Linked DNA regions of Homo sapiens: region 1 is linked to region 2. Evidence: chromatin loops called from intact Hi-C (ENCODE). Cell type or tissue: mammary epithelial cell. All regions are shown on one strand. Links, peaks and the distances in the headings refer to the core of each region. The heading gives the core; the rest is flanking DNA.

Region 1 (16,820 bases), core at 4,564-12,563, 180 kb before region 2:
TTTAAGAAAAAAAAGAAAATATTCATTTGATGTGAAAGAAAGCAGCAGAATGATAGAGAAAAAAAAAACATGAGACATATAAAAACCAAAACGTAAAAAAGCTGACATAAATTCAACTGTATCAATAACACTAAATGTGAGAGGATTAAATAATCCAATCAAAGGCAGAGACTAACATGCTGCATATAAAACAAGATCCAACTATATTCTTTCTATAGGAGACACTCTAGATTCAAAGATACAAATAAACTAAAAGCAAAAGAATGGAAACAAAGATATATCATGAAAATAGCAACCACAAGAAAGTTGTAGTGGCTATAATGATGTTGGACAAGATAGACTTTAAAACAATAAAAGTTACTAAAGACAAACAGAACCATTTTATAATGATAAAAGGGTTAATCCACCAGGAAGATAAAAAAAATACATCAAGAAGATAAAACAATGCACCTAGTAACACAACACCAAAACACTTGAAGGAAAAATTGATAGACATAAAGGGAGAAAGATACAATTTAACCATACAGTAATAGTTAAAGATTAACTCACTTTTTTTTTTTTGAGTCAGAGTCTCTCTCAGTCACCCAGGATGGAGTGCAGTGGCATGATCTCCACCCATTGCAACCTCTGCCTCCCAGGTTCAAGCGATTCTCTTGCCCGCATTCTTGAGTAGCTGGGATTACAGGCACATGTGACCACGTCCAGCTAGTTTTTGTATTTTTAGTAGAGATGGGGTTTCACCATGTTGGCCAAGCTGGTCTCAAACACCTCACCTCAAGTGATCCACCCACCTCAGTCTCTCAAAGTGCTGGGATCACAGGCATGAGCCACTGTGCCCATCCTCAGTAACTCACTTTCAATAATGCATAGATCTAGTCAAAAAAATAAGGAAATAGAGAACTTGTACAACATTATGAACCAACTAGACCTAACAGACGTCTATAGAACACTATATCACAAAATGAAGAATATACATTATTTTCAAGTTTTCATGGAACATTCCACAAGATAGATCATATGCTGGACCATAAAGCAGATCTCAATAAATTTAAAAGGATAGACATAATACAAAGTATCTTCTCTGAACAAACTGGAATAACATTAGAAATCAATAGCAGGAAAAAATTGGGGAAACACATAAATTAAACAACATAATAAATAAGTGAAAAAAGAAATCAAAAAGAGAAAATCCGATAATATCTTGAGACAAATGAAAATTAAGGAAGAACATACTAAAATTTATGTGATGCACTCTCTCTCCCTCCCTTTCTCCACATGCACAGAAGAGAGGGCAAATGAGGACATGGTGAGAATCTGCTAGCCAGGAAGACAGACCTTACCAACACCAAACCTGATGGCACTTTGATCTTGGATTTTCAACCTCTAGAATTGTGAGAAAATAAATTTCTGTTGTTTAAGATATAAGTCTGTGGTATGATGTTATGTCAGCCCTAGCACACTAATACACATATGTTAATAAGGAAAGAAAATCTAAAATCAATAACCCAAACATCTTCTATAAGAAACTGGAACAAGAGATAGAACTACACCTAAAGCAAGTAGAAGGAAGGAAATAATAAAGATTAGAGAAAATATTGATGAAATATAGAATAGAATCAATAAGTAATAGAGAAAATCAATAAAATCAAAAACTGGTTCTTTGAAAAAAAAATTGGCAAAACTTTACTTAGCCTGACCAAGAAAAAAAGAGAGAAAATGCAAATTACTTAAATCAGAAATAAAAGTTGAGACATTATTCATAATGTTTAAAATAAAATGAGGATACTATGGATAATTATACATCAACAAACTACATAAATTATATGAAATAGCCAAATTTCTATTTTTAAAGCAATCAAAATTGACTTAAGGAGAAATCCCACGTTTGGACAGACAAACAGGTGAAGAAATTGAATCAGTAGTCAAAGACCTTCCAATAAAAGAGAATTCTAAGACCAGATGGCTTGTCTGGCAAATTTTATTAAATATTTAAAGAGTAATTAGTAGCAATCTTTCTCAAACTCTTTCAGGCTAGATGTGGGGTCTCATGCCTGTAATCCCAGCACTTTGGGAGGCTGAGGCAGGTGGATCACCTGAAGTCAGGAGTTTGAGACCAGCCTGGACAACATGGTGAAACCCTGTCTCTACTAACATGGTGAAACCCTATCTCTACTGAAAAAACAAAAATTAGCCACGAGTGGTCGCATGTGCCTGTAATCCCACTACTCAGGAGGCTGAGGCATGAAAATCACTTGAACCCAGGAGGGGAAGTTTGCAGTAAGCTGAGGTTGTGTCACTGCACTCCAGCCTGGGCAACAGAGTGAGACTTCATTTCAAAAAAAAAAAAAAAAAACTATTTAAAAAACAACAAACAAACAAAAGAAAGTGGAATAGTTGATAATTTATTCTGAGGTTAGCATTACATTAATACCAAAAACAGATAAAGATCCTACAAAAAACTGTAAACCAATATTCTTTATGAATATTGATGTAAAAATTTTTAACAAACTACTACCAAACTGAATACATCAGCATCATAAAGAATTAAATATCATCCCAGGGATGAAGCCCACTTGATCATGGTGGATAAGCTTTTTGATGTGCTGCTGGATTCGGTTTGCCAGTATTTTATTGAGGATTTTTGCATCAATGTTCATCAAGCATATTGGTCTTAAATTCTCTTTTTTGGTTGTGTCTCTGCCCCGCTTTGGTACCAGGATGATGCTGGCCTCATAAAATGAGTTAGGGAGGATTCCCTCTTTTTCTATTGATTGGAATAGTTTCAGAAGGAATGGTACCAGCTCCTCCTTGTATTTTTGGTAGAATTCGGCTGTGAATCCATCTGGTCCTGGACTCTTTTTTGTTGGTAAGCTATTGATTATTGCCACAATTTCAGAGCCTGTTATTAGTCTATTCAAAGATTCAACTTCTTCCTGGTTTAGTCTTGAGAGGGTGTATGTGTCGAGGAATTTATCCATTTCTTCTAGATTTTCTAGTTTATTTGTGTAGAGGTGTTTGTAGTATTCTCTGATGGTAGTTTGTATTTCTGTGGGATCGGTCGTGATATCCCCTTTATCATTTTCTATTGTGTCTATTTGATTCTTCTCTCTTTTCTTCTTTATTAGTCTTGCTAGCAGTCTATCAATTTTGTTGATCCTTTCAAAAAACCAGCTCCTGGATTAATTAATTTTTTGAAGGGTTTTTTGTGTCTCTATTTCCTTCAGTTCTGCTCTGATTTTAGTTATTTCTTGCCTTCTGCTAGCTTTTGAATGTGTTTGCTCTTGCTTTTCTAGTTCTTTTAATTGTGATGTTAGGGTGTCAATTTTGGATCTTTCCTGCTTTCTCTTGTGGGCATTTAATGCTATAAATTTCCCTCCACACACTGCTTTGAATGTGTCCCAGAGATTCTGGTATGTTGTGTCTTTGTTCTCATTGGTTTCAAAGAACATCTTTATTTCTGCCTTCATTTCGTTATGTACCCAGTAGTCATTCAGGAGCAGGTTGTTCAGTTTCCATGTAGTTGAGCGGTTTTGAGTGAGTTTCTTAATCCTGAGTTCTAGTTTGATTGCACTGTGGTCTGAGAGACAGTTTGTTATAATTTCTGTTCTTTTACATTTGCTGAGAAGAGCTTTACTTCCAAGTATGTGGTCAATTTTGGAATAGGTGTGGTGTGGTGCTGAAAAAAAATGTATATTCTGTTGATTTGGGGTGGAGAGTTCTGTAGATGTCTATTAGGCCTGCTTGGTGCAGAGCTGAGTTCAATTCCTGGATATCCTTGTGAACTTTCTGTCTCATTGATCTCTCTAATGTTGACAGTGGGATGTTAAAGTCTCCCATTATTATTGTGTGGGAGTCTACGTCTCTTTGTAGGTCACTCAGGACTTGCTTTATGAATCTGGGTGCTCCTGTATTGGGTGCATATATATTTAGGATAGTTAGCTCTTCTTGTTGAATTGATCCCTTTACCATTATGTAATGGCCTTCTTTGTCTCTTTTGATCTTTGTTGGTTTAAAGTCTGTTTTAACAGAGACTAGGATTGCAACCCCTGCCTTTTTTTATTTTCCATTTTCTTGGTAGATCTTCCTCCATCCTTTTATTTTGAGACTATGTGTGTCTCTGTACGTGAGATGGGTTTCCTTAATAAAGCACACTGATGGGTCTTGACTGTTTATCCAATTTGCCAGTCTGTGTCTTTTAATTGGAGCATTTATCCATTTACATTTAAAGATAATATTGTTATGTGTGAATTTGATCCTGACAGTATAATGTTAGCTGGTTATTTTGCTCGCTGGTTGATGCAGTTTTTTCCTAGCCTCGATGGTCTTTACAATTTGGCATGATTTTGCAGTGGCTGGTACCAGTTGTTCCTTTCCATGTTTAGTGCTTCCTTCAGGAGCTCTTTTAGGGCAGGCCTGGTGGTGACAAAATCTCTCAGCATTTGCTTGTCTGTAAAGGATTTTATTTCTCCTTCACTTATGAAGCTTAGTTTGGCTGGATATGAAATTCTGGGTTGAAAATTCTTTTCTTTAAGAATGTTGAACATTGGCCCCCACTCTCTTCTGGCTTGTAGAGTTTCTGCCGAGAGATCCGCTGTTAGTCTGATCAGCTTCCCTTTGTGGGTAACCCGACCTTTCTCTTTGGTTGCCCTTAACATTTTTTCCTGCATTTCAACGTTGGTGAATGTGACAATTATGTGTCTTGGAGTTGCTCTTCTCGAGGAGTATCTTTGTGGCATTCTCTGTATTTCCTGAATCTGAATGTTGGCCTGCCTTGCTAGATTGGGGAAGTTCTCCTGAATAATATCCTGCAGAGTGTTTTCCAACTTGGTTCCATTCTCCCCGTCACTTTCAGGTACACCAATCAGATGTAGATTTGGTCTTTTCACATAGTCCCATATTTCTTGGAGGGTTTGTTCATTTCTTTTTATTCTTTTTTCTCTAAACTTCCCTTTTCACTTCATTTCATTCATTTCATCTTCCATCACTGATACCCTTTCTTCCAGTTGATCGCATCGGCTCCTGAGGCTTCTGCATTCTTCACGTAGTTCTCGAGCCTTGGCTTTCAGCTCCATCAGGTCCTTTAAGCACTTCTCTGTATTGATTATTCTAGGTATACATTCATCTAAACTTTTCTCAAGTTTTTAACTTCTTTGCCTTTGGTTTGAATTTCCTCCTGTAGCTCATAGTAGTTTGATCATCTGAAGCCTTCTTCTCTCAACTCGTCAAAGTCATTCTCCATCCAGCTTTGTTCCACTGCTGGTGAGGAACTGCATTCCTTTGGAGGAGGTGGGGCACTTCGCTTCTTAGAGTTTCCAGTTTTTCTGCTCTGTTTTTTCCCCATCTTTGTGGTTTAATCTACTTTTGTTCTTTGATCATGGTGATGTACAGATGGGTTTTCGGTGTGGATGTCCTTTCTGTTTGTTAGTTTTCCTTCTAACAGACAGGACCCTCAGCTGCAGGTCTCTTGGAGTTTGCTAGAGGTCCACTCCAGACCCTGTTTGCCTGGGTATCAGCAGTGGTGGCTGCAGAACAGTGGACTTTCGTGAACCGCAAAGGCTGGTTCAATATACACAAATCAAGAAACGTAATCCAGCATATAAACAGAACCAAAGACGAAAACCACATGATTATCTCAATAGATGCAGAAAAGGCCTTTGACAAAATTCAACAACCCTTCATGCTAAAAACTCTCAATAAATTAGGTATTGATGGGACGTGTCTCAAAATAATATGAGCTATCTATGACAAACCCACAGCCAATATCATAGTGAATGAGCAAAAACTGGAAGCATTCCCTTTGACAACTGGCACAAGACAGGGATGCCCTCTCTCACCACTCCTATTCAACATAGTGTTGGAAATTCTGGCCAGGGTAATGAGGCAGGAGAAGGAAATAAAAGGTATTCAATTAGGAAAAGAGGAAGTCAAATTCTCCCTGTTTGCAGATGACATGATTGTATATCTAGAAAACCCCATTGTCTCAGCCCAAAATCTCCTTAAGCTGATAAGCAACTTCAGCAAAGTCTCAGGATACAAAATCAATGTACAAAAATCACAAGCATTCTTATACACCAATAACAGACAAACACAGAGCCAAATCATGAGTGAACTCCCATTCACAATTGCTTCAAAGAGAATAAAATACCTAGGAATCCAACTTACAAGGGACGTGAAGAACCTCTTCAAGGAGAACTACAAACCACTGCTCAAGGAAATAAAAGAGGATACAAAGAAATGGAAGAACATTCCATGCTCATGGGTAGGAAGAATCAACATCGTGAAAATGGCCATACTGCCCAAGGTGATTTATAGATTCAATGCCATCCCCATCAAGCTACCAATGACTTTCTTCACAGATTTGGAAAAAAATTCTTTAAAGTTCATATGGAACCAAAAAACAGCCCATATTGCCAAGTCAATCCTAAGCCAAAAGAACGAAGCTGGAGGCATCACACTACCTGACTTCAAACTATACTACAAGGCTACAGTAACCAAAATAGCATGGTACTGTTACCAAAACAGTGATATAGATCAATGGAACAGAATAGAGCCCTGAGAAATAATGCCACATATCTACAACTATCTGATCTTTGACAAACCTGACAAAAACAAGCAATGGGGAAGGGATTCCCTGTTTAATAAATGGTACTGGGAAAACTGGCTAGCCATATGTAGAAAGCTGAAACTGGATCCCTTCCTTACACCTTATACAAAAATTAATTCAAGATGGATTAAAGACTTAAACGTTAGATCTAAAACCATAAAAACCCTAGAAGAAAACCTAGGCATTACCATTCAGGACATAGGCATGGGCAAGGACTTCATGTCTAAAACACCAAAAGCAATGGCAACAAAAGCCAAAATTGACAAATGGGGTCTAATTAAACTAAAGAGCTTCTGCACAGCAAAAGAAACTACCATCAGAGTGAACAGGCCACCTACAAAATGGGAGAAAATTTTCGCAACCTACTCATCTGACAAAGGGATAATATCTAGAATCTACAATGAACTCAAACAAATTTACAAGAAAAAAACAAACAACCCCATCAAAAAGTGGGCAAAGGATATGAACAGACACTTCTCAAAAGAAGACATTTATGCAGCCAAAAAACACATGAAAAAATGCTCACCATCACTGGCCATCAGAGAAATGCAAATCAAAACCACAATGAGATACCATCTCACACCAGTTAGACTGGCAATCATTAAAAAGTCAGGAAACAACAGGTGCTGGAGAGGATGTGGAGAAATAGGAACACTTTTACACTGTTGGTGGGACTGTAAACTAGTTCAACCATTGTGCAAGTCAGTTTGGTGATTCCTCAGGGATCTAGAACTAAAATTACCATTTGACCCAGCTATCCCATTACTGGGTATATACCCAAAGGACTATAAATCATGCTGCTATAAAGACGTATGCACATGTATGTTTATTGTGGCACTATTCACAATAGCAAAGACTTGGAACCAAGTCAAATGTCCAACAATGATAGAGTGGATTAAGAAAATGTGGCACATATACACCATGGAATACTATGCAGCCATAAAAAATGATGAGTTCATGTCCTTTGTAGGGACATGGATGAAATTGGAAATCATCATTCTCAGTAAACTATCGCAAGGACAAAAAACCAAACACCACGTGTTCTCACTCATAGGTGTGAATTGAACAATGAGAACACATGAACACAGGAAGGGGAACATCACACTCTGGGGACTGTTGTGGGGTGTGGGGAGAGGGGAGGGATAGCATTAGGAGATATACCTAATGCTAAATGATGAGTTAATGGGTGCAGCCCACCAGCATGGCACATGTATACATATGTAACTTACCTGCACACTGTGCACATGTACCCTAAAACTTAAAGTATAATAATAATAAAATAAAGAAAAGAATTAAATATCTTGACTAAATGATTTATTCCAGAAATGCAATACAGTAATGGGCCTCATAAATTTTTTTATCAATGATGGACCACATAAATGACAGTGGTCTCATAAGAGTATAATGAAGCTGAAAAATGTTTATTGCCTAGTGACTTAGTTGTCATAGCATTGTAGCACAATACACTACTCACATATTTGTGGTGATTATGGTGTATACAAACCTAGTATTAATAATAAACAACTCTGTTACTGGCTTATGTAGATATCATACTATATTTTCATCTTTATTTTAGAATGTACTCCTTCTATTTATGAAAAGTTCACTCTAAAACAACCTTAAGCAGGTTCTTCAGGAGCTATTCCAAAAGAAGGCATTATTTCCATAGAAGATTAAAGCTTTGTGTGTTGCTGCTCCCAAGGATCTTCCAGTAAAAGAAGACATGGAGGTGAAAGACAGTGATATTGATCACCCTGAATCTGGACAGGCCTAGGCTAATGTGTGTTTTCATGTCTTAGTTTTTAAGAAAAAAAGTTTTAAAAGTATTTAAAATATTAAAAATTTAAAAGTAGAAAAAGCTTATAGAATAAGGATATGAAGAAAAAATATTTTTGTACAGCTGTACAATGTGTATGTGTTTTAAAGCAAGTATTATTACAAAAGAATCAAAAATATTAAAAAATTAAAAAGCTTTTTAAGTGAAAAAGTTACAATAAGCTGAGATTAATTTATTAATGAAGAAAAAAACTTTTTTTGTAAATTTCATGCAGCCTGAGTGTACAGTGTTTATAAAATTTATAGTAGGGTTCAGTAATGTCCTAGGCCTTCACATTTACTAACCATTCACTCACTGACTCATCCAGAGCAACTTCCGGTTCCGCAAGCTTCATTCATGGCAAGTATTATATACAGGTGTACTGTTTTTATTTTTTATGTTGAATTTTACTGTACCTTTTCTATATTTAGATACACAAATACATATTATTGTCCTACAATTGCCTACATTATTCAGTACAGTCACATACTTTACAGGTTTGTAGCCTAGGAGCAATAGGCTACACTACAGAAACTAGGTATGTAATAGGCTATGCCATCTAGGTTCATGAAAATACATTCTATATTGCTCTCACAAAAAGAAAATCACTTAACAGTGCATTGTTTAGAATATGTCTCAATCATAAAGTGATACATGACTGTATAAAAATACCAATCAATGTAATGTTAGATGTGAGTTCTAAATTTCTCTTGAAAGGATCAATATGTCAGTATGTTCAATTCTTTGCCTTCTACTTTTAAACTTAACTTCCTCGTAAAGCAACCTTTTTCAATTACCTGCTCCATCCTGACTCATTCCCATTACCTTCTCCACTCTGACTCATACTCATTACCTGCTCCACCCTGACTCATTCCAATTACCTGCTCTGCCCTGACTCATTCTGATTGTTTGCTCCACCCGGACTCATTCCAATTACCTGCTCTGCCCTGACTCATTCTCCACCCTGACTCATTCTGATTTCCTGATCTGCCATAACCATTTTTTCCCGCCAAACCACTCACCTTGTCACTCTCTTTAAATTAGCCAATCAGAATTAGTTTAGCCTGTTCAGTCTAACCCTAGCCAATAGGGGAACAACAGCAGCAGGGACCACATGTGTCAGGAATAAGAACCCCTCCCCCTCCCTTGTCCAGGTGTGCACTCACCATTGCTCCATCTGTAAGGGTGGGCCCTTTTATAGAAGTACATTGCCTTGCTGAGAATTAAAAAAAAAAAATTATATTTGAATGCTATTTCTTTTGCAGCACCAAAATTTTATTTGTAACAACTTAGGGGCTCGCCCATGATTACATTCCCCTCCAGGGACAGTCTCTGGTTCTCCCTCGTGAGGAGGCGTGCCCCGCCCCCTTGTGGCGACCTCAGGGCTTAGGAATCAGCACCCACTCAGTGCGAGGAATAACCTGAGATCTCAGCAACGCAGAAAGAAACTGGCCAGCAACCTAGCTTAAAGGGTCCTCACCTACTGTGGCAACAACTCTGTGCACAGACCAAGGAAGGAGAAGCCATGTGAGCCAGTAAAGTACTTCCTTGGTGGTCAGACTCTGGAGGGCTAAATGTGTGTGTACATGAATGATCACAAACAACCCTGCTTGTGGTGTTGTTCATGTAGATGGTGACAAGTCCTACTGCTGGATGGAATGAGTGGGTCCTCTCCACAGTTCTATAGCTACCTCATATGGCTTAAGGTGGATCCTGCCATGGGATTTATACCAGCATGCCAACACTAAGAGGGGCCCCGAGGGAGCAGCCAGAGAGGACAACATGAGTGGGAAGTGGGCAAGGGACATTCAGAGGGGGAAAAGGAGGAAAGAGGTCAACTTTCCAGAGCAGCAAGGCAAGATACCTCCTGGTTTGAGGGGTTAGGCCTTCCGGAACAGGCAAGGCAAGACATCCCTGGTTTGAGGGGTTGAGGCTTTCAGGGCAGACAAGGTGAGACATCCCTGGTTTGAGGGATTGAGGCTTCCAGGACAGGCAAGACAAGACACCCCTGGATTGAGGGGTTGAGACTTCTGCAAATTTCAGGGGGCTGAACCTCACACAAAACTCCAGTAGTAAGAAAAATATTCAGAACTCCCCTTTCCTTTCTTCTCAGGGGAAGAAAGAGTAGCTCCACTCCCGCCTATCCCTCCCCTAGGGGAAGGGGAAGGAGAGTGGAGAACAGTAGCATAAGTGGCCAGCAGAGGCAGAGAAAAAGAGAGAGAGAGAGAAAGACAAAGAGGGAGTCAAAGAGAGACAGAGAAAGAGAGAGAGAGAGAAACAGAGAGAAAGAGAGAGAGAGAAAGAGAGATAGAAGTAGTAAAGAGGAAGCAGTGTACCCTATTCCTTTAAAAGCCAGGGTAAATTTAAAACCTATAATTAATAATTGAAGGTCTTCTCCGTGATCCTATAACACTCCAATACCATCTTGTCATCAGTGTAAACAAGGGCATAGCCTGAAAACACTGAGGCCAGTGACAACCCGTAGCCTTTCTAATAAAAAATCTTTAACCCAGTAACCCGCGGATGGCCCAAATGCATTCAATCTGTAGTGGCAACTGCTTTGCTAACAGAAGAAAGTAGAAAAATAACTTTTAGAGGAAACTTCATTGTGAGCACACCTCATCAAGTCAGAACTATCCTAAGTCGGAAAAATAAAAAGGTAGCTTACTGACTCAATAATTTTAAAGTATGAGGCTACTCTGTTAGAAAAAGATGATTTAACATTAAACACTGAAAATTCCCTTAACCCAGCATGTTTCCTAACAGAGGATCTAAATCTTAATTACCATCCAAAGGTTCGACCAGACCTAGGAGGTACTCCCTTCAGAACAGGCGATAGATGGTTCCTCCTGGGTGACTGAGGGAAAAAGACACAATGGGTATTCAGTAAGTGATAAGGAAACTCTTGTAGAAGCAGAGTTAGGAAAACGGCCCAATAATTGGTCTGCTCAAACTTGCAAGTTGTTTGCAATAAGCTGAACCTTAACGTACTTACAGAATCAGGAAGGAGCCATCTATACCAATTCTAAGTTAATTTGAACTGAACAAGGTCTTATTAATAGCAAAGAATAATTGAAATCCCAAACTTACAAGGTTTTCAACAAAAGTAAAGTTTGCTAGAAGTTAACAGTGTAACATGTATTATCCTAACTTGTAATCTTGTGGCCTTGCACAGTCTAGTCCACAGACATGAAGGAGGTCCACTTTGGAAAAGAATGGCTATCATCCTTGAGGAAAAAAAGGCGGGGGGGAGAATTTATGTAAAAAAGAATGTTATATGGTAAATTCTTGTCCTAAAATAAATTAAATGGTTGTTTAAAGAAAGGGATGTTTGCAACAAGTCAGAAAGTTGAGGCATGTCAAAGAATTGTCTTTGAAAGTCGTGAAAAAAAGTTATAAAAGGGAATTTATGCAAGAAATGTTGTATAATTTAAAAGTAATTAGGCCTCCTGAATGTAAACTATTGAAGAAAGAGTGTGCAATGTGTGTAAGGAAAGTAAAATATACTTTTGGTAAAAGGATTATAAGGAGGCATAAGAATGTGTATTTTTACCTACATTAAAAGGTTAAAAAATATTTTGTTTTAAAGGTTTAAGCAAGTTTTGAAAAGTTAATTGTAAAGGAAATTGTGTGTGTAAACATATTGGCTAAAGTTAAAGGTGTATCATCTGGTTTCTCTGTGAACTGGACATTAAAATAAAAGCACAACAGGTTTTTCTTAAAGCACTAACTTGCTCTTTAACAAAAATTATAAAAGACTAAAAAGAGTCTATAAAAATCTTACCTTATGGTCAGACATTAAAAATTGAATAAATATGTCTACAAGGTTTTATTAAAATTAAGCTTAACATTAATAACACACTAATATGAAGGTGAAATTTAGCTTATCTGGTATAAAAATAATACAGGAAGCATTGTTAAATATAAAATGGTGTTTGGCTTTCTTTGGTCTAAAAACTAATAAAAATAGGTGCTAAACAAAATTTATCAACAAGAAGGCACCAAGGACTATAAAGTCCACTGTTGATGTCCCCACATTTAAAACAAAAGATTAGTTTCTTAGAAATTATATACTTGGTTTATCCTCCACCTTCTCTTCCCTTAAAACAAGAGATCTTTTAGCACAGGCACCACCTTTGGGGTTTCCAGTACATCAGCATCAGCCTGGGGATCGTGTTCTCATCAAAGGGTGGAAAGAAGGGAAAGTCAAGCCAGCCTGGGGAGGACCCTACCTTGTGCTGCTAACCATGAGACTGCTGCTCGTACAGTGGAAAGGGATGGGTACAACACACCCAAGTCAAGCAATGTCATTATCCTCAGAATCATGGACCATTGTTCCTGGATCAAGCCCTACCAAATTAAACCTAAGGAAAGCTTAGTCTATCTTTTCCTTTCCTTTCCTTACCCAGTGCTTATATCCATTACTATTCCTACCACTAGCAACTCTAACCCCACTTTAAAGCACTTCTATGGTTTTGGAGCAGAGGTCACTGGAAAGGATCCTACAGGCTTCTTTAAGGTGTGCTTTGTTCTCCCTACTCCACCTCCTATGGCTGCCCCTTTCCCAAACCTGTGAAATCAAACTATGACTTGCCTCATGCCAAATGAAACAAGCAAGTTCTCAGTAGTAGAAATAGGAGGACTAAGGCAAACCATAGCCATTGAAACAGAGTATAAAGATGTAAATGCCTGGTCAAAATGGATTCAATATTCCACCCACAAGTTAAACTAAGACAATTGTTATGCTTGTGTGCACGGCAGGCCAGAGGCCCAGATTGTCCCTTTTCCACTAGGGTGGTCCTCCAATTGACTGGGCTTGGGCTGTATGGTAGCTCTTTTCCAGGATTCTACAGCGTGGGGTAACATGTCATGCCAAGCTCTCTCTCTGCTATATCCCGAAGTTTGACACCCTGTGGCTCAGCCCCTGGGGGCCATCCAGCTTTGATCTCTCAGAACTAAGTTCACTTCGTGTCTCTCACGACAGGGAGGAAGCTTAACATTCCTTGGAGACCTGAAGGGAGGCAGTGAGCTTAAAATTTTCAAAAGCTTACCAATTAGTCAGCCCTTATTCATCCCTGAGGAGATGTGTAGTGGTATTATGGTGGACCTTTACTGGACACTCTGCCAAGTAACTGAAGTGGTACTTATGCTTTAGTCCAGTTGGCTAACCCTTTCGCCCTGGCATTTCATCAACCAGAGAAAGAAAAAAAAATAAGACATCATAAAGCAAAAGAAGCCCCTTATGGGTCTTTTGACTCTCATATCTATTTAGACACAATTAGAGTCCCACAGGGAATACCAGATCAATTTAAAGCCCAAAATCAAATAGCTGCAGGATTTGAGTCAATATTTTGGTGGGTGACAATTAATAAAATGTAAATTGGATAAACTACATCTATTACAACCAACAGTGATCTATTAACTACACTAGAGATGCTGTTAAAGGAATAGCTGAGCAATTAGGGGCTACTAGCCAGATGGCTTCGGAAAAATAGGATAACCTTAGACATGATATTAGCAGAAAAGGGAGGAGTTTGCATCATAATTAAAACTCAATGTTGTACCTTCATCCCAAACAACTCCGCCCCTGAGGGAAGTATAACAAAGGCATTGCAAGGTCTGACTGCTCTGTCCAATGAGTTAGCCAACAACTCAGGGGTAAATGGCCCCTTTACAAGATGACTAGAAAAGTGGTTCAGTAAATGGAAAAGAATAGTAGCCTCAATTCTTACTTCCCTTGCAGCCGTAATGGGTGTACTTATTCTTGTCAGGTGCCGTGTCACACCATGCATCCATGGGTTGGTGCAAAGGCTCAAAAAATGACACTTACTGATACCTCCCTTAACTATCCTCCACCTTATCCAGAGAAGCTTCTTTTGGAAAATCAAGCAGAACAACTAAGCCAAGACATGTTAAAGAAGTTTGAAGAGAAAGAGCTGTAAGGAAATGCAAGAGGAGGGGTTGTTAGATATGAGTTCTAAATTTCTCTTCAAAGAATCAAGATGTCAGTATGTTCAATTATTTGCCTTCTACTTTTAAACTTAACTTCTTCTTAAAGCAACCTTTTTCGAGTACCTGCTCCACCCTGACTCATTCCAATTACCTGCTCCACCCTGACTCATTCTCCACCCTGACTCATTCCAATTTCCTGCTCTGCCATAACCATTTTTCCCGCCAAACCACTCACCCTGTTACTCTCTTTAAATTAACCAATCGGAATTAGTTTAGCCTGTGCATTCTAACCCTAGCCAATAGGGGAATGACACAGCAGCAGGGGACAAGTGTGTCTGGAATAAGAACCCCTTCCCCTCCCTTGTCCAGATGTGTGCTCACCATTGCTCCATCTGTAAGGCTGCACCCTTCTATAGAAGTACATTGCCTTGCTGAGAATTAAAAAGAAAATTTTATATTCAAGTGCTATTTATTTTGTGGCACTGAAACTTTATTTATAACAGTAAAATGCCACATTATTTGAATGATTTTAAAAAAACATAATCATCTCAATCAATGTAAAAAAAAAAAGCACTTGACAAATCCAAACCATTTGGTAACTTAAAGAATGCATTCAATAAACTAGGAATAAAAGGTAAATTCTTCAATATAATGAAGGGCATTAATTGAAAATCCACAAGGGAATGTTGCAGCACTACAGCCTGGATGACAGAGCCAGACCCTGTCTTAAAAAAACCCAGGGTCCCAGACCAAGATGGTAGATTAGAAGCAACTGTGGTCCATGGCACTCAAGGAGAGGAATGAAAGGGGTGAGTAAATACACACTTTCAACTGAAGTATCCAGGTACTCTCATTGGAACTAATCAGGGAAACAACTTGACCCACAGAGAACAAAAGCAGGGCAGGGCAACAGCCCACCCTGCAGTGACATGGAGCCAAGGGAACCCCCACCCCTAGCCAAGGGAAGTGGTGAGTGAATATGCAACCCCAGGAAACCACACTTCTCCTACAGATCTTTGCTACCCTCAAATTAGAAGATCCCCTCATGAGCCTTGTGCCTAACACACAGAACTGTGTGGAGTCTCAGCAGAGCAGCTTCTCAGCCACACACAGAAACCCAGTGTTATAGGAGTTATTAAGAAATTATTTTAGGCAGATAGAGAGGAAAAGGGGTCCTTGGGAAGTTTTTGTTTCTTTTTAAGCAGCTCCTGCTTAAATATAGAAAGCAGAAATGCTTCCTGTCTAGAAGGAAAGCTCCGACTCTTAGAGCTGGGCAGGAAACCTTTGATATGCAAATGCAAGCCACTAGAAACTGGGTCCACCCAAACATGGCGATTCCCACAGTTGTCCTCTTGCCCTTGCCCCGACATGTGCCTGGCAACATGGCTGCCCCCACATATCCCCACGTGTGTAGAACATCATGGTGCCCTGCATTTGCATATTTAAAAGCTAGGGTGGGAGGGCCAGTTTTTTATGGGCTACATGATGACATGCCTGGTCAAACCAATCCCCTGAGCCTTATGCAAACCAGACACTGCCTCCTCCAGCCTCCTCATATAACTAGCTGATTTCCATTGCACTCAATGTTTCCTCTCCCATCTTTGGAGCCCCACTCCCTTGGTCTCTGTATGGGGGAGCTTCTTCCTTCTTTCTTGCCTATTAAACTCTCCATTCCTTAAAACCACTTCACGTGTGTTCATGTCATTTTATCCAATTCAATTCGAGACGAAGAACCCTGGTGTTCCTCCACTCATCTGAGTTATATCACCAGGAGCTTTACATACTCCGGCCCTGGAATCCTCAACAAAGGTGAGTGCAACTCAAGCAAGGTGGGAGATTGGTACATACCCTTAGGAAGGGGGCTGAATCCAGGGAGCCACGCAGTATCAGTCTGCGGGCCCACTTCCACAGGACCTCACAAGATAAGACCACTGGCTTAGCCAGATAATAGCAATAGGATGGAGACTGCCTGAGACAGGATACAGCCCCTAGGGAAAAGTGGGCCACCATCTCTGCTGTTTTGTCAACTCAGCCATTCTAGCCTGCAGGCTTTGAAGTGCCCAAAGAGTTCGAATGAGGAAGGGTTCCCCCAGCACAGCACAGCTGCTTTGATAGAATGTGGCCAGACTGCTTCTTTAAGCAAGATCCTGGTTCATTTCTCTTCACTGGGTGGTACTTCCCAGATGGGGCCTCCAGCTACCCCTACCCATCTATATTCTATGGAAAGAACTCTGATCTCACCCTGGAATGAAGTGCCCAGAGGGAGGGGTGAACCACCACCTTGGTGGTTTGGACAACTCAGCCATCCCAGTCTGCAGGCTTTGAAGGGCCCAAGCTGACAAGATCAGAGGCAGTGCCCCAGCATGGCATCACTGTTTTCCCAAGGTGTGGTCAGACTGCTTCTTTAACAGGGACTCCGATTCATTCCTCCTCAATGGGTGAGACTTC
Region 2 (16,820 bases), core at 5,959-13,958:
TAACAATTAACTCAAAATTGGTCAAAGACCTAAATGTAAGAGCTGAAACTATAACACTCATAGAATAAAATATTAGGAGTAAATCTTTGTAACCTTCTATGAAACAATGATTTCTTAGATATGACACTAAAGGCAAAAGAACAAAATAAAAAATAGGTAAACTGGACATCATCAAAGTTAAAATCTTTGTGCTTCAAACGATGCTATCAAGAAAGTAGAAAGGCAACCCATAGAATGGAAAAATACATTTGTAAAACATACATCTAATAAGGGACTTAAATCTAAAATATATAAAGAAAATTTTAACATCAACAATAAAAAACAACATAATTAGGTAAAGGATCTATATAGACATTTCTCCAAAGAAGATATTTAAATGGCCAATAAACATATGAAAAGTTTCCCAACATTATTTTTTATTAGGGTATTATAAATTAAAACCACAGTGAGATACCACTTTACACCCACTAGAATAGTATCTTAGTCAATTTTGTGTTACTATAAAAGAATACCTGAGACTGGGTAATTTACAAAGAAAAGAGATTTATTTTGCTCACAGTTCTACAGGCTGAGAAGTTCAAGAGCACAGCCCTGTCTTCTGATGAGGGTTTTTTGCTGCATCACAACATGGCAAAGAGGGTCAAAGGGGAAACAGGCACCTGTGAAGACAGGAAAATCTGAGGGACATCCTGGCTTTATAACAATCTACTCTCACAGTAACTAATCCATTCCTACAAGAACTAATCCAATCTTGTAAGAGTGAGAATTCACTGCTACGAGAATGTCACCAAGCCATCCATGAGGAATCAGCTTCAATTACCCAAATACCACTCACCGACCCCACCTCCCAACATCACTACACTGGGAATCAAATTTCAGCATGAGCTTTACTGGGGACAAACAAACCATATCCAAACCATAGCAGATGGCTAAAATTTTTAAATGACAAAAATAAATGTTAGCAAGAATGTATACAATAGGAATGGAAAGAAAGTATATACAATAAGTCACATTCAGGATAAGGTCATCTGAAAAACATGTCCTTTGACTAATTCCACTGCATTCTTCAAATCTGTCAAAAGACTGATTTGATTTTAATGAAACATTTACTAGGCCCCTGTTATTTGCAAAGTCCCACCATAGACACCATGGAGGATAAGAAAAAATCTAGTTTCTATTTTCGAGGCACAAGCAGTTGCAAAAGCTAAAATTAAACTCAAATTAAGGAAGAAATCATATATATGCCCCCCAAAAAAAGAAAATATTCTGAATGCTTAAACTCATGCATCTGTGTGCATACACATACACCATAAACAAAGTTGACAAATGGGATGGAGGGTATATTTAAATTATCTATAACAAAGGATATATTTCAAGAATTATATAAATAATTCTTTTAAATCATAAAAAATCAATTCCTCAATTTAAAAAATGGCAAGGGACATGGAAAGGCAATTCAAATGAGAACAAACACTAGTAATCAGTACACATGAGAAAAAGTCATTTATATTTTTAAAATTTTTTTTAAATTTAAATATTTAACCTATTAATTCAGCACCTAATAACATAAAAGAAGATTGTTAGAATTAACCACATGGAAATAAAAATTAATACAACTTTTTATTATATAAATTAATACAACAGTTTGGCCATATACATTAAGGTACCCAGCTCCTCTCATAGGGAATGGTTAGACAGTGGATGCAGCCCATGGAGGGCGAGCTGAAGCAGGGTGGGGCATCACCTCACCCGAGAAGCACAAGGGGTCGGGGAACTCCCTCCCTAGACAAGGGAAGCCTTGAAAGACTGTGGCTTGAGGAATGGTGCACTCCAGCCCAGATACTACACTTTTCCCATGGTCATCGCAACTGGCAGACCAGGAGATTCCCTCTGGTGCCTATGCTACCAGGGCCCTGGTTTTCAAGTACAAAACTGGGTGGCCATTTGGGCAGACATCGAGCTAGCTGCAGGAGTTTTTTTTCATACCCCAGTGGTGTCTGGAATGCCAGCGAGACAGAACCATTCACTCCCCTGGAAAGGAGGCTGAGGCCAGAAAGCCAAGTGGTCTAGCTCAGCAGATCCTAACTCCATGGAGCCCAGCAAGCTAAGATTCATTGGCTTGAAATTCTTGCTGCCAGCACAGCAGTCTGAAGTCAACCTGGGAGGCTCAAGCTTGGTGAGGGGAGGGACATCTGCCATTACTGAGGCTTGTGTAGGTGGTTTTCCCCTCACAGTGTAAACAAAGCCACGGAGAAATTCCAACTGGGCACAGCCTTCCACAGCTCAGAAAATCCTCTGAAGCCAGACTGCCTCTCTAGATTCCTCTTCTCTGGGCAGGGCATCTCTGAAAAATAAGGCAGCAGCCCCAGTCAGGGGCTTATAGATAAAACTCCCAACTCCCTAGGACAGAGCACCTGGGGAAAGGGGCAGCTGTGGGCACAACTTCAGCAGACTCAAACACTTCTGCATGCCAGCACTGAAGAGAGCAGCGAATCTCCCAGCACAGCGCTCCAGCTCTGCTAAGGGACAGACTGGCTCCTCAAGTGGATCCCTGACCTCTGTGCCTCCTGACTGGGAGGGGTTGACAGACACCACATACAGGAGAGCTCCGGCTGGTATCTGGCAGGTGCCCCTCTGGGACAAAGCTTCCAGAAGAAGGAACAGGCAGCAATCTTTGCTGTTCTGCAGCCTCCACTGGTGACACCCAGGCAAACAGGGTCTGGAGTGGACCTCCAGCAAACTCCAGCAGACCTGCAGCAGAGGGGCCTGACTATTAGAAGGAAAACTAACAAACAGAAAGGAATAACATCAACATCAACAAAAAGGGCATCCACACAGAAACCCCATCCAAAAGTCACCAACATCAAAGACCAAAGGTAGATAAATCCACGAAGATGGGGAGAAACCCACGCAAACAGGCTGAAAATTCCAAAAATGCCCTTTTTCCTCCAAAGAATTACAACTCCTTGCCAGCAAGGAAACAAAACTGGATGGAGAATGAGTTTGATGAATTGACAGAAGTAGGCTTCAGAAGGTGGGTAACAACAAACTCTTCAAAGCTAAAGGAGCATGGTCTAATCCAATGCAAGGAAGCTAAGATCCTTGAAAAAAAGTTAGATGAATTGCTAACTAGAATAACCAATTTAAAGAACATAAATAACCAGATGGACCTGAAAAACACAGCACAAGAACTTTGTGAAGCATACACAAGTATCAATAGCCGAATTGATAAAGCAGAAAAAAAGATATCAGAGATTGAAATCAGCTTAATTAAATAAAGCGTGAAGACAAAATTAGAGAAAAAAAATGAAAAGGCACGAACAAAGCCTCCAAGAAATATGGGACTATGTGAAAAGACCAAACCTACGTTTGATGGGTGTACATGAAAATGATGGGGAGAATGAAAACAAGTTGGAAAACACTCTTCAGGATATTATCCAGAAGAACTTCCCCATGCTAGCAAGACAGGCCAACATTCAAATTCAGGAAATACAGAGAGCACCTCAATGATATTCATCGAGAGAGCAACCCCAAGACACATAATCTCATCAGATTCACCAAGGTCGAAATGAAGGAAAAAATGTTAAGGGCAGCCAGAGAGAAAGGTCGGGTTACCCACAAAAGGAAGTTAATCAGACTAACAGCGGATGTCTCTGGAAAAAACCCTACAAGCCAGAAGAGAGTGGGGGTTAATATTCAACATTCTTAAAGAAAAGAATTTTCAACCCAGAATTTCATATCCAGCCAAACTAAGCTTCATAAACGAAGGAAAAATAAAAGCTGAGAGACTTTTTCACCACCAGGCCTGCCTTACAAGAACTCCTGAAGGTAGCACTAAACATGGAAAGGAAAAACCAGTACCAGCCACCACAAAAACATACCAAATTGAAAAGACCATTGACACTATGAAGAAACTTCATCAACTAATGGCCAAAATAACCAGCTAGCATCATAATGACAGGATCAACTTCACACATAACAATATTAACCTTAAATGTAAACAGGCTAAACACCCCAATTAAAAGACACAGCCTGGTAAATTGGTTAAAGAGAGGAGACCCATCAATGTGCTGATTCAGGAGACTCATCTCACTTGCAAAGACACATATAGGCTCAAAATAAAGAGATGGAATAATATTTCCAAAGCAAATGGAAAGCAAAAAATAGCAGGGGTTGCAATCCTAGTCTCTGATAAAACAGACTTGAAACCAACAAAGATCAAAAGAGACAAAGAAGGGCATTATATTATGGTAAAGGGATCAATGTAACAAGAAGAGCTAACTATCCTAAATATATATGCACCCAATACAGGAGCACACAGATTCATACAGCAAGTTCTTGGAGACCTACAAAGAGACTTAGACTCCCACATAATGATAGTGGGAGACTTTAACACACCACTGTCAATATTAGACAGATCAACGAGACAGAAAATTAACAAGCATATCCAGGACTTGAACTCAGCTCTGGACCAAGCAGAACTAATACACATTTACAGAACTCTCCACCCCCAACCAACAGACTATACATCCTTCACAGCGTCACATCACACTTATTCTAAAATTGACCACATAATTGGAAATAAAGCACTCCTTAGCAAATGAAAAAAACGGAAATCATAACAGTATCTCAGATCACAGTGCAATAAAATTAGAACTCAGGATTAAGAAACTCACTCAAAACCACACAACTACATAGAAACTGAACAACCTGTCCCTGAATGACTACAGGGGAAATAACAAAGTTAAGGCAGATCTAAGTAAGTTCTTTGAAACACATGAGAACAAAGACACAATGTACCAGAATCTCTGGGACACAATTAAAGCAGTGTTTAGAGGAAAATTTATAGCACTAAATGCTCATAAGAGAAAGCAGGAAAGATCTAAAATTGACACACTAACATCACAATTAAAAGAACTAGAGAAGCAAGAGCAAACAAATTCGAAAGCTAGCAGAAGGCAAGAAATAGCTAAAATCAGAGCAGAACTGAAGAAGATAGAGACACAAAAAACCCTTCAAAAAAATCAATGAATCCAGGAGCTGGATTTTTGAAAAGATCAACAAAATAGACCACTAGCCAGAATAATAAAGAAGAAAAGAGAGAAGAATCAAATAGACGCAATAAAAAATGATAAAAGGAATATGACCATTGATCCCACAGAAATACAAACTACCATCAGAGAATACCATAAACACATCTATGCAAATGAACTAGAAAATCTACAAGAAATGGATAAATTCCTGGACACATACACCCTCCCAAAACTAAACCAGGAAGAAGTCGAATCCCTGACTAAACCAATAACACCTTCTGAAATTGAGGCAGTAATTAATAGCCTACCAACCAAAAAAAGTCCAGGACCAGACAGATTCACAGCCAAATTCTACCAGAGGTACAAAGAGGAGCTGGTACCATTCCTTCTGAAACTATTCCAAACAATAGAAAAAGAGGGACTGCTCCCTAACTTATTTTTTGAGGCCAGCATTATACTGATACCAAAACCTGGCAGAGACGCACACACAAAAAAAGAAAATTTCAGGCCAAGATCCCTGATGAATATCGATGTGAAAATCCTCAATAGAATACTGGAAAAGCGAATCCAGCAACACATTAAAAAGCTTATCCACCACGATCAAGTTGGCTTCATCCCTGGGATGCAAGGCTGGTTCAACATATGCAAATCAATAAATGTAGTCCATCACATAAACAAACCAATGACAAATTCCACATGATTATCTCAATAGATGCAGAAAAGGCTGTTGATAAAATTCAACACAACTTCATGCTAAAAACTCTCAATGAACTAGCTATTGATGGAATGCATCTCAAAATAATAAGAGCTATTTCTGAAAAAACCCACAGCCAATATCACACTGAATGGGCAAAAACTAAAGGCATTCCCTTTGAAAACCTGCACAAGATAAGGATGCCCTCTCTCACTGCTCCTATTCAAAATAGTATTGGAAATTCTGTCCAGGGCAATCAGGCAAGAAAAAGAAATAAAGCGTATTCAAATAGGAAGATAGGAAATCAAATTGTCTCTGCAGATGATAGGATTGTATTTTTAGAAAACCTTGTCGTCTCAGCCCAAAAACTCCTTAAGCTGATAAGCAACTTCAGCAAAGTCTCAGGACAGAAAATCAATGTGCAAAAATCACAAGCATTCCTATACACCAATTATAGACAGAGAGCAAAATCATGAGTGAACTCCAATTCACAATTGCTGCAAAGAGAATAAAATACCTAGGAATCCAACTTACAAGTGATGTGAAGGACCTCTTCAAGGAGAATTACAAACTACTGCTCAAGGAAATAAGAGGGGACACAAACAGGTGGAAAGATATTCCAGGCTCATGAATAGGAAGAGTTGTGAAAATGGCCATATTGTCCAAAGTAATTTATAGATTCAATGCTGTCCCCATCAAGCCACCACTGACTTTCTTCACAGAATTAGAAATACTACTTTAAATTTCATATGGACCAAAAAAGTGCCCACATAGCCAAGACAATCCTAAGCAAAAAGAACAAAGCTGGAGGCACCATGCTACCTGACTTCAAACTATACTACAAGCCTACAGTAACCAAAACAGCATGGTACTAGTACCAATACAGATATATAGACCAATGAAACAGAACAGAGGCTTTAGAAATAATGCCACACATCTACAACCATCTGATCTTTGACAAACCTGACAAAAACAAGCAATGGGAAAGGGTTCTCTATTTAGTAAATGGTATTGGGAAAACTGGCTAGCCATATACAGAAAACTGAAACTGGACCCCTTCCTTACACCTTGCATAAAAATTAATTCAAGATGGATTAAAGATGTAAAAATAAGACCTAAAACCATAAAAACCCCAGAAAAAAGCCTAGGCAATACCTTTCAGGACATAGGAATGGACAAAGACTTCATGACTAAAACACAAAAAGCAATGGCAACAAAAGCCAAAACTGACAAATGAGATCTAATTGAACTAAAGAGCTTCTGCACAGCAAAAAAAAAAAAATTAAAAAAAAAAAAAAAAAAACTACCATCAGAGTGAACTGGCAACCTACAGAATGGAAGAAAATTTTTGCAATCTATCCATGTGACAAAGGGCTAATATCCAGAATCAACAAAGAACTTAAACTTACAAGAAAAAAATCATACAACCTCATCAAAAAGTGGGCAAAGGATATGAACAGACACTTCTCAAAAGAAGACATTTGTGCAGCCAAGAAACATATGAAAAAAGGCTCATCATCACTGGTCATTAGTGAAATGCAAATCAAAACCACAATGAGATACCATCTCACACCAGTTAGAATGGCAATTATTAAAAAGTCAGGAAACCACAGATGCTAGAGAGGATGTGGAGAAATAGGAATGCTTTTACACTGTTGGTGGGAGTGTAAATTATTTCAACCATTGTGGAAGACAGTGTGGTGATTCCTCAAAGATCTAGAACCAGAAATACCATTTGACCCAGCAATCCCATTACTGGACATATACCCAAAGGATTATAAATCATTTTACTATAAAGACATATGCACACGTATGTTTATTGCAGCACTATTCACAATAGCAAAGACTTGGAACCAACCCAAATGCCCATCAATGACAGACTGGATAAAGAAAATGTGGCACATATACACTATGGAATACTATGCAGCCATAAAAAAGGATGAGTTCTTGCTGTTTGCAGGGACATGGATGAAGCTGGAAACCATCATTCTCAGCAAACTAACACAGGAACAGAAAAGCAAACACCACATGTTCTCACTTATAAGTGGGAGTTGAACAATGAGAACACATGGACACAGGGATGGGAATATCACACACTGGGGCCTGTCAGGAGGTGGGGGGCTAGGGGAGGGATAGCACTAGGAGAAATACCTAATGTAGATGACAGGTTGATGGGTGCAGCAAACCACCATGGCAAGTGCATACCTATGTAACAAACCTGCACCTTCTGCACCTATATCTTAGAACTTAAAGTACAATAAAAAAAGAGTCCATAGTAGTCCCATTCTACCCAGAGAAATCATTTTTCCAGCCAATCTGCCTAACAAAAAGTAATAAAAGAAATGCATGAGCCCCAAATTCTCCAGCTTGTTGGTGGCTTGCTTCATAATAATAATGATAATTTGATTTAGTATGTATCTTCCTGCTCCTATGCTGTCAGACGTCCCTTCTCTTCTTTGGTGGCTCAGTGCCACTAAATACATTTTGAACACTTATTTGTTTAGACCTGCTGGGGATCACATTTTGTTTTGTTGAGCAGATCTTTCCCTGTGCTGCTTTCCCTGAGTTGAGAGCCAGCCAACAAATTTGAAGCCCCCTCACCATCTGTTCCAATTTTTATATCTGCGTTGTTGGGCATCAATGAAAAGGCGAAAGTGCCACTGTGCCCCCAGGGACAGGGTAACAGTGGAATCACCTGGATGCTGCCTGATCTTATGCCAGACAACAGAAAGCACTTAGGCCACGTAGTTTTCACCCCAAATAAGAGCTTCAATTCAGAAGCATTGAACACATAAGGGTTCTGACATTGTCTGTAGATAATAAAGTAGTATTAGAGATTGTTGGGGGTGGGGACTGACTGGATAACTTTGAGGATTCTAGGCCTTTGGGTCTGTTTCATGTATGCTTGGTGTCAGCTTCTGCTACCTTTCTTTTTGAGTCACCGATGCCCATCCACCTTCCCAACCTGCTGTCTCATTCTTTTGAAATTATCCTAACCACTAAACCACCATGGACAATTCTTTTTTTAACAAAGCATGTTTTTTATTGTGGTAAATTATACATAGCATAAAATTTACCATTTTGAATGTACAATTCAGTGACTTTAAGTGCATTCACAATGTTGTGTAATCATCACCACTCTATTTCCAGAACTTTTTCATGATCTCAAACAGAAATTCTAATCAGTAAGCAATAACTCTCCATCCACATTCCCCATCCTCTGATAACCTTTTTTCTACTTTTTGTCTCTATTAATTAACCTATTCTAGATATTTCATATAAGAGGACTCATACAATATTTTCATTTGTGTCTTGCTTACTGTTTTTTAAGGCTCATCCATGTTATAGCATGTTTCAGAACTTCATTCATTCTTAAGGTTGAATAATATTCCATTATATGTATGTATCACATTTTGTTTATCTATTCGATTGTTGATGAACTCATGGGTTGTTTTCACCTTTTAAGGATTGTGAGTAATGCTGCCATGAACACTGGTGTACATGTCCCATTCTTGAACAAATCCCAACCTAGCCTTAAGGTAGGTCAGTGACCTCATACAGTAGGATTGTGACTTAGTTTAGACATGTTATTGGGGTGAGTTCTGAGCAACTTAAAAGCATGTGAGTAACAACTACCTTCTCTCCTTCGGTCCATACTAACCTTCTCCCTCAGTATCGGTTAAAACTAAAATAATTACCTAAATAATTCAGAAATTCCACTCCTAGAAATAGACCCAAAAAAATGAGTGTACAGGACCATTAAAATACCTATATCAGAATATTCCCAGTAGCTTTATCCATAATAGGCAAAAACTGGAGCCAGCCCAAACGTCCATCAAAAGGAGACTATTCCAGGTCACTGGAATACAACTTGGCATACTGTAACATGGATGAATCTCACAGATATTATGTTGAGGAAAAGAAGCCAAACACAAAAGAGGACATACTGTATATAAAGTTTATACAAAGTTTATATACAAACATACTATATATAAACTTTATATAACCTCTTTATAGTTTAACATATTGTATATAAACATTATATAAACTTAATATAAAGTTTATATACAAACTTACTGTATATAAACTTTTAATACAAAGTTTATATACAAACTTACTGTATATAAACTTTATATAACCTTTATATGAAGTTCAAAAAAGGCAAAACAAATCTATGATGACAGAGGTCATCAATTGCTACCTCTTGGGGGAAGGCATTGATGGGAGAGTCATGGAGAAGTTTGGCAGTTTTTTACAAAACTAAACATACTCTTACCATACAATTCAGGAATCATACTTCTTGGTATTTAGCCAAATGAGTAAAAACTTATGTCTGTGCAGAAAAAGGTACACAGATGTTTATAGCAGCTTTATTCATAATTGCCAAAACTTAGAAGCAACCAAGATATCCCTTCAATAGGTAAATGAATAAATAAACTGTGGTACAACCACATAATAGAATATTATTCAGAGGCAAAAAGAAATGAGCTATCAAGCAATGAAAAAACATGGAGGGACCTTAAATGCATATTACTAAGTGAAAGAAACCAACCAAAAAAGGTCACGTACTATACAATTCCAACTATATGACATTCTAGAAAAAACAAAACTACAGAAACAGTAAAAAGATCAGTGGGTGTCAGGGGTTAGGGAGAGGGAAGGATGAATAGGTGAAGTGCAAATGATTTTAGGGCAGTGAAAATACTCTGTGTAATTCTATGATGGTGGATACATGTTATACATTTTTCAAAGCCCACAGAATGCACAACACCAAGAGTGAACCCTGATGTAAACTATGGACTTTTAGTGATAATGAGATGCCAAGGTAGTTTCATCAGTTGTAACAGATAAACCACTCTGTTGTGAGATATTGATAAAGTAGGAGGGTATGCATGTGTGGGGGCAAAGTATATAGAAACTCTATATTTTCACTCAATTTTGCTGTGAACATAAAATTGCTGTGCAAATAAAGTACATTAAAAAATAATGTTCAAAGAACTAAAGGAAACCATTCTGAAAGAAAAAAAGGAAGGAGTAAAAATGAAGGAGTAAGAACACCTATACATTCTATCCTCCATAAATGCAATAAGAAAACTGGTTTTAAAATTGTCAGAATCAACTCTTTTGGACATAGACATTAACTAAAGTCTTACAGCAGTCTGGGGACCATTTATTTAAAAAAAATGGGTGAATCTTAATAAGAACAGCAAGCCACAAGTCTTACGACATTTTTATCTTTAGTGTTCCCACCTCCTCTTTCCCAGTTCCATGGTACTTTTGAAAACCAACAGCCCACTATCATGATGAAAATTAGCAACGTGGTAACAACTACATAGGGCAAAACAGGGTTGAGATGCTTCAAAGCCTCATTCAGAGATAATTTGCTATTATATGACCTCTTTGGTTGTTCCTCTGAAGACCTGACTGAGTACAAAAAGACCTTTCCCAGGGGGTTTATCAGAAACAGAGGCAACTGTTTTACCAACACACTATCCGAGGTGTGGATAAGAGTTGGTGCAAACACTAAACTAACCAAAAAGTTTAAAATAAAAGCAAAAAAACAAAAAATGGGACACTCATAGGGGCTTTGATAATCTTCTACATATTCCTGGAAATGTAGAGGGCCATTCACATGTTTCGGGTTGTATCCATGGTCAGGGCCGAGCACATGCTCATAAAAGACTTGAGGAGGCCCTAAGCTCTCACCTCTGGCTGTCATTAAGGTGCTGCACAAGCAGGAAGTAAAGGTTAAAATGAAGTTGTAAACTGCCTGGCTGAGGGTTGAAATCGTGTTTCAACATGTACACAGAGCCCTTCAGTGAAGACTGTTAGGCTTATTGGTTCTAGGCATTTCAGTTAATATTTGTTGAATTTTTAGCTGGCCACTAAGATAAGCAAGCAGAGGCTTCAATGGTTACACATAGGAAAAAAAAAGATTTTGCAGAATTAGTAGTGAAAATTTATGAAATAAACAAATAGAGACAAGAACAAACACTGGGGAGGAGGAATACCTCATTCCAGCATACTGTCTATCTATATCTGTTTATCTACAATTTAAAAGAAAAACAAAGAAGTTAAAAGGATTAAAACCACACAAAATATGTTCTCTGAAAACAATGGAATAAAATTAGAAATCAATAAAAATAAAATTTTGAAAATGTATACGAATATGTGTTAGTTAAACAATAGATTCCTTAACAACAGGAGATCAAAGAAGAAATCACAAGAAAAATTAGAAAATAATTTGAGATGAGTGAAAACAAAAACCTAACTTAGAAAAACTTATGGGAAGCAGCTAAGGCACTGCTTAGAGGGAAGTTTATAGCTGTAAATGCCTATATTAAAAAGAAGAATGATCTTAAATTAATAACCTAGTGTTCCACCTTAAGAAACTAGAAAAAAAGAAAAATAAACACAAGGCAAGCAGAAAGAATGAAAGGGTAATTATTAAAGCAGAAATAAATTAAAAAGAGACTCAACAAACAATAAAGAAAATCAACAAAACCAAAGTTGGATCTTTGAAAAGACCAACAAAATTGACAAAGCTTTAGCTAACCTGATCAAGAATCAAAGGGAAAATTCAGATGACTAAAATCAGCACTGAAAGGGAATATGTTAATCTGAAGCTTACAGAAATAAAAAGGATTATAAGAGGATATGATGAAAATTTGTATGCCAACAAATTAGATAACCTAGATGAAGTGGACAAATTCCTAGAAAAATACATATTACTGAAAGTGACTCAAAAAGAAATAGAAATTTGAATAGACTTATAAGAAGTAAAGAGATTGGATTTGTCTTCAGAAAGCTGCTCACAAAGAAAAGCCCAGAACCAGATGGTTTTACTGGTGAATTGTACCAAATATTTAAACAATTGAAACCAATTGTTCACAAACCCTTCCAAAAAATTGAAGAAGATACATTCTCCAACTCAAACAAATGGTAGTCTGACTTTTAGTTTTCTGAGGAATCTTCATACTGTTTTCCACAGTGGTCGTACTAGTTTACATTCCCACCAGCAGTGTAAAAGTAGTCCCTTCTCACATCCATGCCAACATCTATTATTTATTTAACTTTTAATTATGGCCATTCTTGCAGGAGTAGGGTGGTATTGCATTGTGGTTTTAATTTGCATTTCCCTGATAGTGATGTTGAACATTTTTTATATGTTTTTATATGTTTGTTGGCCATTTGTATATCTTCTTTTGAGAACTGTCTATTCATATCCTTTGCCCAATTTTTGATGGGATTATTTGTTTCTTTTTCGATGATTTGTTTGAGTTCCTTGTAGATTCTGGATATTACTCCTTTGTCGGATCCATAGTTTGTGAAGATTTTCTCCTACTTGGTGGGTTGTGTGTATACTCTGCTGACTATTTCTTTTGCTGAGCAGAAGACTTTTAGTTCAATTGAATGCCATCAATTTATCTCTGTTTTTGTTGCATTTGCTTTTGGGTCCTTGGTCATGAAGTCTTTGCCTAAGTCAATGTCTAAAAGAGTTTTTCCGGTGTTATCTTCTAGTATTTTGATGGTTTCAAGTCTTAGATTTAAGTCTTTGATCCATCTTGAGTTTATTTTTGTATAAGGTAAAAGATGAGGATCAAGTTTCATTCTTCTACATATGGCTTGCCAATTATCCCAACACCATTTGTTGAATAGTATGTCATTTCCCCACTTTATGTTTTTGTGTGCTTTGTCAAAGATCACTTGACTATAAGTATTTGGCTTTATTTCTGGGTTCTCTATTCTATTCCATTGGTCTATGTACCCATTTTTATACAAGTACCATGCTGTTTTGGTAACTATAGCCTTGTGATATAGTTTGAAATCAGGTAATGTTATGCCTCCAGATTTGTTCTTTTTGCTTAATCTTGATTTGTCTATGTGGGCTCTTTTTAAAATCCATATGAATTTTAGGATTGTTTTTTCTAGTTCTGTGAAGAATGATGATGGTATTTTGATGAGAATTGCATCAAATATATAGACTGCAGCTGGGCACAGTGGCTCATGCCTGTAATCCCAGCACTCTGGGAGGCCGAGGCAGGCAGATGACTTGAGGTCAGAAGTTCGAAACCAGCCTGGCCAACATGATGAAACCTCGTCTCTGCTAAAAATACAAAAATTAGCTGGACATGGTGGCACACTCTTGTAATCCCAGCAACTCAGGAGGCTGAGGCATGAGAATTGCTTGAACTCAAGAGGCAGAGTTTGCAGTGAACCGAGATTGTGCCACTGCATTCCAGCTTCGGTGACGGAATGAGACTCCATCTCAAAAAAAAAAAAAGAAAGAAAAGAAAGAAAAAGAATATGTAGATTGCTTTTGGCAGTGACATACTTGTTGGACTTTCTAACTTGTCCTAGACATCCTCTTTTCTTAAGCAACCAGTTATTTTATTTTAGGACAAGAATTTCCCATACAAGATTCTTTGTAACATTTCTTACCATAAATACCTCTTCACCTTTGTAATCTTTTAATTAGACGAGCTACTTTTATTCTGTTAGGAAGTTATGGTTTGTATTACATGTTGTTGTGTGAGTCCTGAGAAGAGGGAGCAGATAAGGAGGTTATCTACATGATGTAGAAGTTATCCCCCATCAAGGGATTGCTCGGTTAGATTTCTTGTTTGTGTGAATAAGTGTGGGCTATATTTAAAACTCCTGAGGTAAGAATATTTAGGTTGAAGCTATTGGTTATAGATCTAGGTAGCTTTCCTGGGAGAAATAGGGCTATTAGAGGGAAAGAGGAATTTAGAGTTTGGGTAAATATAAAGCAGACACCCATCTTAGAAAGTATATTCTTGTCCCAAAGGGGGGTGGGGTATTTAGATATTACCAGAAACTCTTGGGAGAATGGTAATTTATCCTTTAAGTAGAATAAAGTGGTGTGAATTTTTCTACTGAAGGAAGGGGTGCCACTTGGCCCCATTACCTGACAGGATTTGGAGGAGAGTTGCTTAGAGAAGAAGATTAGTACAGAGTAGGCAGTTCTTGAACTTAAAAAATTTATTTATTTTACTTGCCACCTCCAGAGTTGCCTTTGGCTTTGTCTTGTTGATGATGACTCTGATTTGGGAGCCAGTCAGAGAAGAGAGTACCTGCAGCTCAAGGCCATTAGGGGTTGGGATTCTGTTCTGGGGAACATTTTGACCCTTAGGGCAGTTTCATTTTCAGTAGCCGAGCTTGTGGCAGAGGGGACAAGCCACGCAGGGCTTTTTCACATTTATCCCATTAAGGCAGTTTGCCTTTCAGTGGCCTGGTCTTTTGCACGATGGCAGTTACCTGTAGGAGTGTCCTTAGGGCTACCTGGAGGGGGTTGGGGGCTTGTAAAACAGCCAACAGTTGAGACTGCCTAATGTTCCTGTGTTTTTCTTTTTTCTTAGCTTTGTTCTCCTTATTCGGCTCTCAGTTATAAAAGAATGAGGAGGCTAATTTGAGGATTTCCTGCATAGGGGCCATGCTGTATTACACAAGAAAATTAGACATTTCTTTTTGAGAGTCTGAGGGTTAAATTAATCCCAGTGTTTTAGGAAGCAACCCCGAGGTGAGTCTGAGGGAACAGATGAGATTTGTCCTATGATGGGACTGAAAATGACAAGCTGCTGGGGGTAATGTCCGCTGCGGTCATGAACTGCACTTTGTCTCAGGGCATCCTGCCGAGGAAAAGGGTTCCACTCACGTCCACTGAGGGACTTCGAGATGCACTTTCCAAAGGGGCATCCTACCTATTGGAAGGATCTCCCAGCATTGTGGCTGATGGCCCTGGGGTTTTATGCTGGATGGCTAGTCCAGGTAGGAGGAATGAGGATGAATGGAGAACACAGCCTGGAACTAGCCCAGGAGAAGGAATGGGAATGGGGAGATTCACCTGAGGCCACTTGAAATCATCTGATTTGGCAACATCCAGAGCAGGTTTGGCTGTCTTTACAGTAGAATTTAGAATGAGGAAGAGGGGGTCTGAGTTCCCCAAAACATGTGTAGGTTAGCTTTAGTCGAGCTTTAGCTGCCAATCATGCTACATGTAGGGATTGGGGACTTTGGGGAGAGAGCTTTCCTCTCTTCCGAACAAGGCAGACAAACCTGTTCACCCCCTGACCTTCAGACTCCACCAGAGAGTAGCTCTGGCCAGTGACCATCAATTGCCAGAAAGATACTGGAATTTTTTCACAGGAAGACTGGAAAGAAAAACAAAACTCTAAACTCCCACCCAATTGGGCAGTGGTCAGACGTGCTATCAGGACCTTCTGGTCTTCTGGGGAGTGGCCTCAGCTGGGATCGTCAATTGGCTCCAGGCTTGGACACTGTCCACCAAGAGGTTGGAGTTAGGGAAGAGAAAAGGGAGAAACTAGGAGACACGTTCTTAAGCAGTTCCTGAGCACTCCCTGAGTAGCTCCCGAGCATTCTTCTAGCAGTCTTGGAGCACTCCCTGATCAGTCCCACACACTCCCCATATGGGCCACCAAAATGTTGTGGGTGCAACTAGCTGGGGCTGATGTTGTGGGCAGTAAAGGAATTTACTAAGACAGTTGTGGGTAAAGGAAAAAGAATTTATTAAAGAAAGTACAAAGACATGTTGCAAGAAAGCAATGGGCAGCACAGCAGGGAAGAGGCTGCCTGCAAAGAAGCAGGGGATGGACAAAAGTTTTATAAGGTCATGCTGGAGGGGGCTATGTGCAAGTGAATTTGTGCTGTATGCTAAGAATATGTTGGGGTAATTTTTAACTGCCAGGTCTTTCCTATCCAGGTGCCCAGGGGAAACACTATGCTGCTTTTAGCTGTCTTGCGACCCACATGCTTTCCGTTTCTGGTGTTGCAAGATACTGACTGTGGTTTTTCACACAAAGAGGTGAGCTCTGCAAACTGGGTTAGGTCCCTGTTCTGCCAGCCTGGCTCCTCCCTGGTTCCTGTTAACTTATTGATTTACTGGGGCCCCAAAGTTACCAGGAACTTGTGGTAAGGAGAGGAGGGTAGTAGAAAGTGACTGATAATGAATATGAAGTTTCTTTTAGGGATGATAAAAATGCCCTGAAATTAGATAGTGGTGGTATTTGTATAACTTTGTTTTTTTTCTGTTGTTGTTGTTGTTTTTTGACATA

What was found. Peaks named below come from ENCODE experiments on the same cell type or tissue, not always from the same donor. Only the 100,000 strongest peaks of a DNase experiment are listed, where the experiment ranks them.
Region 1: a loop joins it to region 2, with 31 times the contacts of the local background. A loop is called at or near these places in 3 of 110 quality-filtered maps.

The regions. Positions count from the first base shown.
Region 1 is chrX:65,925,340-65,942,159 of GRCh38, reverse strand. No RefSeq gene overlaps it. Among named protein-coding and RNA genes, the nearest start is that of MIR223HG, 82 kb to the left of the region's middle. RefSeq lists enhancers at 8,837-10,036, 15,445-15,644. In mammary epithelial cell, for the core only: no CTCF peak of the experiment used is centred there; a DNase peak (open chromatin) is centred at 9,349; H3K27ac peaks cover 1,161 bases.
Region 2 is chrX:65,750,590-65,767,409 of GRCh38, reverse strand. No RefSeq gene overlaps it. Among named protein-coding and RNA genes, the nearest start is that of MSN, 91 kb to the right of the region's middle. RefSeq lists a silencer at 14,817-15,015 and an enhancer at 16,280-16,339. In mammary epithelial cell, for the core only: no CTCF peak of the experiment used is centred there; no DNase peak of the experiment used is centred there; H3K27ac peaks cover 3,298 bases.